Regions from separate parts of the Homo sapiens genome. Here all the other regions are linked to region 2. A link is a contact called in ENCODE Hi-C data. All regions are on one chromosome and are shown on one strand. The core of a region is the stretch at or near the end of the contact, and the rest is flanking DNA. Distances in the headings are between cores, read along the strand shown.

Evidence for each region. A loop is a pair of places that touch in the nucleus more often than their neighbours do. Pooled maps may share reads with other maps.
Region 1: a map with no recorded cell type shows a loop between it and region 2 (3-fold over the local background). The contact joins the enhancer-like site here to the promoter of CCSER1 in region 2. A Hi-C loop is called at or near these places in 3 of 37 single-sample maps with no recorded cell type and 2 of 50 pooled maps.
Region 3: a pooled map shows a loop between it and region 2 (2.8-fold over the local background). The contact joins the enhancer-like site here to the promoter of CCSER1 in region 2. A Hi-C loop is called at or near these places in 1 of 168 maps with a recorded cell type or tissue (endothelial cell of umbilical vein), 1 of 37 single-sample maps with no recorded cell type and 4 of 50 pooled maps.

Annotation. Positions count from the first base shown.
Region 1 is chr4:90,839,991-90,843,135 of GRCh38, forward strand. The region is part of intron 8 of CCSER1 (coiled-coil serine rich protein 1); the gene reads left to right. Among named protein-coding and RNA genes, the nearest start is that of CCSER1, 710 kb to the left of the region's middle. Within about 2 kb of position 1,866, at least 2 of the 41 ENCODE cell types and tissues checked have a DNase peak (open chromatin) inside an H3K27ac peak, as active enhancers do.
Region 2 is chr4:90,125,813-90,128,853 of GRCh38, forward strand. CCSER1 (coiled-coil serine rich protein 1) reads left to right here and starts at 1,582. Exons shown (of 11, transcript NM_001145065.2): 1 at 1,582-2,019. RefSeq lists silencers at 2,140-2,339, 2,450-2,699.
Region 3 is chr4:89,468,941-89,472,348 of GRCh38, forward strand. It overlaps LOC105377328 (a long non-coding RNA gene), which reads right to left. Exons shown (of 4, transcript XR_938981.2): 3 at 1,178-1,291. Among named protein-coding and RNA genes, the nearest start is that of GPRIN3, 160 kb to the left of the region's middle. Within about 2 kb of position 1,276, at least 4 of the 41 ENCODE cell types and tissues checked have a DNase peak (open chromatin) inside an H3K27ac peak, as active enhancers do.

The sequences.
Region 1 (3,145 bases), core at 616-3,115, 710 kb after region 2:
ACTGTGTAATTATATAAATATAATCAAGTAAATATAATACAATATATGTTATATAATCCATATAACATAGCATTTATTTTATAGCATTCTTTTGATATCTGCTGCTTTAGTAACTTGCAATTTATTGTTTTATTACATCTGCTATTAAAATGAACATCAACTATTTATTTTCATAAATAAGAGAATCCTTTATTTTAGTAGAGAGAAAAATTTTAAATAGTTCTACCAATATCTAATATTAAATGTGTGTGGGTGGAGAAGAATGAGGAGAAAGGTTGTATCTTAATTCAGAATTAGAAAGGCGACAAAATAACCATTTTCTATTACAAAAGACGTTAACTCTATGACATTAATTTCACCATGGGAAATCTGTAATCTTCATTTTAGAGAAATTAATTGGTAGCAGTACTATTTATGAAGTGCTGTGTGCTCAAATCCTTGAAGAACTTTCCTACATTATGATTAGCCTAAGATGTCTAGCCTGGAGTGTTTCACATTTTTCTAGCTTTGTGATTACATCCTCCCACTAGGTATCTAATGAACTGAAGTAGACCGCCCTGCATTTCAGCAAATTCAGGAGTAAGGTTTTATGAGTATTAAAAAATAATTGAAAATGTCAATATTCAAAATGTTTCATAGTTCATATATTTTATGTCCTCACTACAGTGCCTATGCATATAGCTTAAAGCATATCAACAGAGGGAAAACACTATATTGCAGCAAGAAGCACCCTCATCCATGAAAGCTGTAAAGCTCCTTACTCTTTTTTTTTTTAATAGTTATAACCTTGTATGCAAGTCACTGTGAATTTTGCTGGCAATTGTGGCATTTCTCATCAGAGAGTAAATTCTTCTTCAGGCTGGTAAAATGACATCTGAATAAGAAGGCAGAAAAAAATTTTCAACCTCTTAAAACAACTTCTAAAAATTGCAAGTAGACAGTATCATGTATTGCATAATAGTTACATAAAGCAGATTACCTAAGATTCCCTACAGCTCTAAAACACCATGCCCTGACATGTCCTGATTGAGATTTTTGAGATTTTTACCTGTATTCTAGAGATACTGAGTCAGCAGCTAGAGTAAGTTGTCACTAAATGATGCTTTTCCTGCACTTTGGCAGATAAGATCAGTATCTGAAAACCTCAGCCAATGTAGAAGCTTGAGAATGGCATGTCTTCTGAAAAACAAAGTTTATTAAAATATTAGTTTGTGACTTAGATAACTCATTCTTAAGAAAGCAGGAATGTGGCAGCAAGGGTAGAAACAAACATAGAAGACAATGCTTAATAAAGAAGAAAATATTTGGCCAGGCACAGTGGCTCACGCCTGTCATCCCAGCACTTTGGGAGGCCGAGGCGGGTAGATCACGAGGTGAGGAGATCGAGACCCTCCTGGCTAACACAATGAAACCCCGTCTCTACTAAAAATACAAAAAATTAGCCGGGCGTGGTGGCAGATGCCTGTAGTCCCAGCTACTCGGGAGGCTGAGGCAGGAGAATGGCTTGAACCCTGGAGGCAGAGCTTGCAGTGAGCCGAGATCGCTCCACTGTATTCCAGCCTGGGCGACAGACCGAGACTCTGTCTCAAAAAAAAAAAAAAAAAAAAAGAAGAAGAAGAAAATATTTTGCATGTTTTCCCTGACATAGTCTGGGTCAGGAAACATTTTCTATTAGAACTGTTTATTAGGGCAGTTTTCTTCTTTACCTGTGCTTCTCTCTATTCTGTAGACTTTCAAAAGCTAGGTTGAATCTTTTCACATTATAAATCAAGGTGAAGCTGTATTATTCCTCTTCTGAGTGTTGTCTTGGTACTCTGGAAGTGTGTCTGACTCTCATTCATTATTTCTAACAATAAGCCAAACTCCAAAGTAAAAAACTGTGGTTTCTCTTCTCAGTTAATTCTTATAAGTTGCCCAATGAATGAGAATTTGGGCATGACTCACAAATAGGAACTTATTGTGTTTAATCTACATTCTGCTGTCTGTCTTTTCATATTTCCCTTTTCCTGCATATTGACGTATTTACTGATTTCTCTGTTTTTTTTTTCCCATTAAAAAACACAGCTTGGCATTAGTTTATGCTCAGTAAATGTTAATTACTCCACCTCATTAGCCTTGACTGGACTAATTTGTTAGTCAACATAGCTTATTCTCACTAGTTTCTTATTCAAAACATCTTTAAACAAAGCAAAATTATTTTGAAAGCAAAAACATATATTTTCTTCTGTCTTTTAAAATGACAATTGTTTATTACATTAATAATCTCATTAAAATTCTTGTTATTTTTTCTTTGTCAAGAACAAGTTAGACAGAAAGTGGTTTTTGTATGCTCAAATTTTAATTTCTTGATTGGGTGAGTTCTATGGCTATCTGTTGCTGTTGAAATTTGATAGAACTTCTCAGGGAGAGAGTAAATAGGAAAGTAGTGGGAATGTAGATGCAAAAATGGGTACAGAAATGATTAGTCCAGGGATGAAGCAACATCTGGATTATACAGGAAACTGGTCTAATTTAGTCAGCACTGGAGTCAGAAAGGGAAGGAGGAGGAAATTTGGGAATGTTCAATAGGGCATGGGTTTGGATGTGCAGAAAAGAGACTGTAGTAATTGACCTGACATGTCTGATCATTGAAGAGAACCATCAGAAAATGAAGCAGGAAATAGTAAGAAATGGGCTTAATGTTAGGAAAAATAGCTCCTTCAGGAAAGAGATGTATAAGAAGGATGCAGTTCACTGGTAAGGTATAGGCAGGGATTCTCAGGGAACTAATGCAAAGGGAGTGGGTCATTCAAAGAACCCTCATGGTTAGAGTAACCGTATTCTGGTTTGTCCAAGACAATGCCAGTTCACAAAGTCATTCTTGCATTATTAATGGTTCCCTTTCTCCCAAAAATTTACAGTTTTTATCATGTTTGTAGTCAATACTCAAAAAACATGTGTGAGGAGGCTTTTGCTTGTTAGAACTATGAAATTGCTTTTAGGTTGGCAGAGCACATGAAAGCCATTTCTAGACTTAGTTTGAAGGGGATGACATCTCTTGAAAAGAGTCAGCACAGGTTAATAAATAACCCTTAAGAGCTGCACTGGATGGTTTAAGGCCCAACTTTTCACCACGGATTATTTGCATGACCTTGGGTAAGTTACA
Region 2 (3,041 bases), core at 332-2,831:
TATCACACTCCTTAATATCACTTCTTTGTTAGGTCTTGATCACATGCTTAAATCATTTTTAATGTTTGCTAAACTCTGTATGAGAGATTGAAGAATTACGAGACAGGAACATCAATGTGAAAGGGTAAAATATGTGGAGAATATATAAGGTGCCAGCATATGACAAAACCCTAAAGATGTACGATGGTCACAAGCCATGGAAGAAGATAGGACAACTGAATTGTCAACCTTGCCGCCTCCTCCGTAGCCTCCTAAATCTTATCTTCCTTTTGTCTAATTTATGAAAAATGTTTCCTATAATTGTCTCCCAAAAGCAGAGTTGTCCCCATGCTGTAATATACATTGACCACTCAGATTCATTTAAAAAATACATCTTGCTTTTATTCCCAATATAACCACATTTCAGAAGTTAGATCATAGCCAGTTAGATTACACAGAGCGTGCGCACGCGCACGCGCACACACAAACACACCTTGAAAAAACTGTAGATCACTTGATTTCTGGAAGTTTTTCTCAATACCTCAGTGCACCTGATCACAACATCTTGTAATCTGGGCAGAAGGTAAGGGAGGTGATGTTAGGCGTACAAACTTAATATTGGGGATGCATTTTCTACCTAGAAATGGTCCTACATTCTACCAGAATGGGTTAAAAACAGATGCGCGCGCGCACACACACACACACACACACACAGAATTAAATGCACTACATTTGCTGTATTGCCTGCTAAAGGCATAAATATACTGGAGTGGAGATAAAGAAGGGGATGGATGGGAAAGAGTTCAGTACTTAGTGTAAACCTGAAAGGAAATGAGGCAGTGCAAGGGGAGAGAGGATCAGGGGAAAATAAATTATGTAGGCAACAGAACCATGCATCAAAAGTCTTTTCGATTTCTAAACTGGCAAATTTTCTCCAGGGGACCATCAGTCAAATGATGTCAAATTGAGCTGATTCTCTTGTAATGCCTGTATTGTGTAGGGCCTTCCTTGTAGGAACACAAGTTCCACTCTCGGACACAGTCGCAGTGCTTGCATTATCTTACAGAATTGATTGCTGCAAATGGTTCCTGGGAGGTGTGACCTGCTTAAAGGAAAGAAGCTAGGTTTCTTTTCTTGTTACTGAGGAATGAAGACACTTGTCAGGATGTGAATTGTGTGGGTGAGAAGGAAAAGCGGCGAAAGAATCTGGTAATTCCTTCCCTTACAGGAGGAAGAGAAAAAAGATAACATCGGAACCTTGGAGAGGAGAAATACAGTGCATTTATTTCCAGCATCCCCGCAGTCACTTCACGTCTCTTCAGACTTCCCCTATTCTTTAGTCTTGACCTGCCTATGCACTTGAACTCCACATAAGCACTAGGATGGACTGGGGGAAAAGGCCAGGTCAGCACGGTGGGATACTGCTTCCCCTAAAATGAAAACTCAGCAGCGGGCCAGCAGTGGGTGTGCGCGCGTCGATGCCAGAGGATGCGTGCGTGGAATCCGGCGGACGCAGTGGGCCGGGCACCGCCCTCCAAGCCGCCCCGCCCAGCCCACCACACTCCTCCTTGTATAAAGGCCGCGCTTGGGCCCGCCCTCCTCACAGCCCCGGAGCGCGGCCTGCCGGGGAGGTGGATCTCGCGCTCCCCACACAGTCACACTCCGCGCACTCACACACTTGGAAGCGCCTCCCCACGTCCCTCCCCTGCCCTCCTCTTGCTCTGCTCTTCTCTCCCTCACCACAAATAGTCGCCGACCTACTGCCAATCCGCCTCTCCTCTCTCTCTCTCTCTGTCTCAACATGACTGACTGGGAAGCGGTGGCTCGGGCAGAGCAGCTCCGCTGGCGCAGGCAGGAGGAGCAGGAGGATTATTAAATAACGCAGCTGGACTCTGTGCAACTGGGAGTGGAGAGGAGCCCAACAGCCGAGAAGGGGAGGGAGGGCAGAGGAGGGGGACCAGGAAGGACACCCCCGTGCCCCGAAGACATAAATCCCTGAGTGCCCGGGAGGAGCCTTAACAAGCGCACGGAGCCCTCAAGGTAGTAACGCCCCTGGTGCCTCAGCGCTCAGCGGGTCGCGCGTCGCGTCGCCGCTTTGCGGGGCCGGCCGCAGGCGGACGCGGGGATGACCGCTCGGCAGGTGACCGCGCCGTGTCGGGGCCGCCTGCGAGCAGCGCGCGCCCAGGCCCGGCGTGCTCGGCGCAGAGACCTGGCCTTGCGGGCGGGGTGGGAAGGAGGCGGGCGGGCTCGCTCACCACCGGCCCGCGACTCCCAGTGCGCCGCGTGGCCATTTCCTCCACGCTGCTGCGTGGTTTGCTGCCTGCGGCCGCGGCGGCCGCTCCAGGGCGATGCGGAGCGCTGGCCAAGGCGGCGAGAGTTGGCGCAGGCTTCGGGTCGCTCCCCTTCCTCGCCACTCGCGTCCCGCAGGTAGAGGCGACCGGTCAGCGCTGGCGCCCCGGGCTGCGGGTGCTGAGGCGGGGACGGCGGCGAAGAGGGGGAAGGGGAGGAGGGGGCGGGGAGCCAGGGGCTCCCGGAGGAACCGCAGTGCGGGGCCGGGACCACCTCTTGCCTCCGCCTGCTTGTCCTCTGGCGCCAGTTTCCTGGATTGGAAGCAAGACCCTGCCCAGAGGCAGCAGTAACGGCAGCGACTTAGATTGAACCACTTGCTTTGTGGTGGAGCGTCAAGGGCCCCAGGTTGTGTGCGTGTGTGTGTGTGTGTGTGTGTGCGCGCGCGCGCGCGCTCTGGACTAACCAGTGGGTTGGTTCACCTGAGCAGAAAGTCAGCCGTAAGCTGAAACCGCATGTGGCCCCCTGGCCCCTTCGACTTTTGGCTTGTGTCCCAGGGACTCGTACACACGGTGCCAGCAAGGGGTAAGGGTGACGGAGGGATTTGTGAATGGTGCTTCTGCGTGCGTGGAGGCTGAGCCTTGCTGATGTAAAGGAGGAGGTATCCAGAGTGAGAAGAAAGGCTATTTATGGCAAAGAGTTGTGAAATTTCTTGGGGTTTCCTTTTAGTGTATCCTGAACTGCTCTCTTTCTCTCTCTCTCTCTCTCCTCTCCCT
Region 3 (3,408 bases), core at 26-2,525, 660 kb before region 2:
TCATTTGTTAATGCAGTCCAAATGGACACACAGTGACTATGCAAAATCTTATTTCTACTTAAATTTTACCTATCAATTTTAGGATCCATCACTGATCCTGCATAAGTCAATTATTGCTGTGGTGTTCTAGCAATGACTTTCTATTTTCTATTTCCCTTATGCCTTTTAAGTTTTTAATTAGAAATATTTCGTAAGGATGATTTGTCTCTTTTCCTCTACTGATTTATTTATTCAGTTTTTTTTTAATATCAGAATGAGTATTTATTTCATTCTTTGGGTTACAATACAATACTATCATTACTTTTTTTGTTTCTCAAATTGTCCTAATTTTGGCTATTGGGATTTTTTTTCAGGTTGTCTCTTTTGCCCTTTGAATATGCTTTGATATTTTATTTGCTCATTTTTAATTACTTTCTTACTCTCCAGTATCACAAATTGTTCCAGGATTGTTTATATTTTTCCTGCCATAACCCTGAAATGAATCATTTTTCCAAGGAACCATAGTTCCTTTTATGAGCACATGATATTTAGAAATGAAGCTCTTTGCTGCTGGCATGATACTTCTTCTAGCACATTTTAATGGATACAACTGGAGATACATGTATTACACTAACTCATGCCTATAAACATAAGGCATGAGCCTCATATTTGTTTATCTACATTTGCAGATATTTGAAAATCATGAGTTCATACTGATATCTCCATCTCTAATCCAGTACCAGTGGTTCATTCCAGCATCCACCCTTTCCTTATTTGTAACTTCTTCTTTTGACAGTGAGAAACTCAGCTTTCACTGTCTACACTATATTTACTTATTAGCTCAACCTTACTATAAAATATGAAATGAAACCCATACCCATGTAAGAGACTAATTTGCCAACTGTATCAGGAATTAGCAACCTATGGCTCACAAGCCACATCTGACCCTGTATTTGTTTTTATAAATAAAGTGTTGTTAAAACATAGCCACACTCATTTATTTATGTATTGTCTATGGCTGCTTCTGTGCTCCAACAGCAGGGTTGAGAAGTGGTAATGGAGACTATATGACCCACAAAGCCTAACATATTTACTATCTTGTTTTTTACTCAAAAAGTTTGCCAACCCCTACACTAGAGCAGAGTGTTAGTGTACATTACTTTTTGTCTTTAAAATATACCGTCACATAACTGCTTACCAAAGTTACTTAAGTCAGCTCCTTTCTTCCTCATGTCCTTTAGTGTGATCATGTGATTCATCTGTAATACAGCTAGATTTATTTGGCAGTTTGCGTTCCACTCCTCCACACATCCTGTTTGATTTTTAAAAAAGGAACGTGCAGTAAAATTCACTCTTTGCGGCTTACGTTTCTGTGAGTTTGACAAATGCAATGAGTCATGTGTCCACAGTCACAGTTTCATACAGAACAGTTTTCTCATCCCCCAAGTTCCCAGTTGCTTCTAATTTATATTCACCTCTCCCATCATTCCTCTACCACCGGCAACCATTAAGCTACTTTCTATTCCAATAGTTTTGCCTTTTCCAGAGTGTTTATTAATGAAATTATACAAAATGAGCCTTTTAATGTCTGACTTATTTCATTTAGCAAAGTGTATTTAAAATACAAGCATGTTGTGCTAAAATATTTACTACCTGGTCCTTTACAGGAAAACATTTACCTATCCCTATTGTAAAGAATAGAAAGGAGTGGAAGTATATGGGTGACCTTGTTGGTGACATAATATAGAAAGCAAAGAGGAAATGAAAAATTGTTCCATAATTTCAACTTTGGATTATTGAGAGCATGTTTTACCTTAATAAAAATAGGAAGCCCTGTATTTGGGCTTTTCTCAAATGGCCAGACACCTTTGTGTAATTTACCACTATGTAAAGCTAAAATAATGAACAGTAAGTAGTCATGAGTTTGCTATGCAGCAAATCCTATGAAATATATCAGTTTTAAGTTTAGTTGCTGGGGAATGGAAAGCACTCAGTGGTAGGAGTTGGGATGCAAACATAGAAGAAAGGGTTTCTATGTCATTTGGCCTGTACGATTTTGTCTGTCTAAAAAAGGGTTGTTCAGAAAGCTCCTCATAAGGCAACAATAGAAGTCATTTCATAAATTTTTTTTTCAGATAACATATTGTGATGGTTAACTTTATGTGTCAATATGACTGGAATATGGGATATCCAGGTAGCTAGGAAAATATTTCTGAGTGTATCTGTGATGGTGGTTTTGGAGGAGATTAGTATTTCGGTCAGTAGACTCAGCAAAGAAGATCCACCCTCAACAATATAGGCTGGCATCATGCAGTCTGTTGAGGGCCCATATCAAACCAAAAGGAAGGGGCAAATTCTGTTTCTCTCTTCTTGAGCTGGGACATCCATCTGCTTATACCCTTGCACATCGGAGCCTTCAGACGCTGGGACTCACACCAGCACACTTCTGCCTACTCCCTACCTTGTCAGGCTGTTGGCCCCAGACTGTGAAATCCATCATCTGCTCTCCTGCTTCTTTGGCCGTGGTACTCAGTCTGAATTACACCACCAGTTTTTCTGGGTCTGAGGACATACTGTGGGACTTCTCAGCCTCCATAATCACATGAGCCAATTCTTATAAATCTTTCTCTTATGTATTTGTATATGTCCTGTTGGTTCTGTTTCTCTGGAGAGCCCTGACTAATACTAGTCAGGGTTTTTTTATTATTCTAAAATTTCAAATGGTAGAGAGAAAGTGAGAGTAACCTTGCAATTTCACATTATCAGAATAACCACTATTAACCTGTTGGTAATTTCTTGCAGAATTTCTTACGCATGTAGAGCTAGCGGGAGAGATAGAGATATAACTGTGCCATAATATTCTCCCTTAGCTGCATTTTAAAGTAATATATTGTTTATGTCTTTTAAAAGAATACATTCAGTTCTATTTTATTATTTTTTAATGACTGCATAATATTCAATTATATAATTGTACTGTTATTTATATAACCAATCCGTTTTTTTCTTCTTTTTCTGAAGACAGGGTCTTGCTATGTTGCCCAGGCTGGTCCCAAACTCCTGGACTCAAGTAGGCCTCCTGCCTCAGCCTCCCAAAGTGTTTGGATTATAGGCACAAGCCAGAACACCAGGCCCAGTCAATTTTTGATATTAATATAGATAATGTCTTAATATAGATAACAAACTTAATAATAGCTAAGTTTTCACTGTTAAAACATAAAAAGGACAATTTTATGCAAAAATATTCGTTCATAATTCCAGCACTATTTTCCTAACATAAAAAGTTAAAAATATGACATTTTATATTTTGTGTTTTGCAAGAAGTTTTCATTAGTATTGTGAGATATCTTTAAATACTTTTATAAAACTTATTTTCATTTTTGATCATTTGGTACTTATCAAATACCACAAAGTACTATTAGTTCTTATATG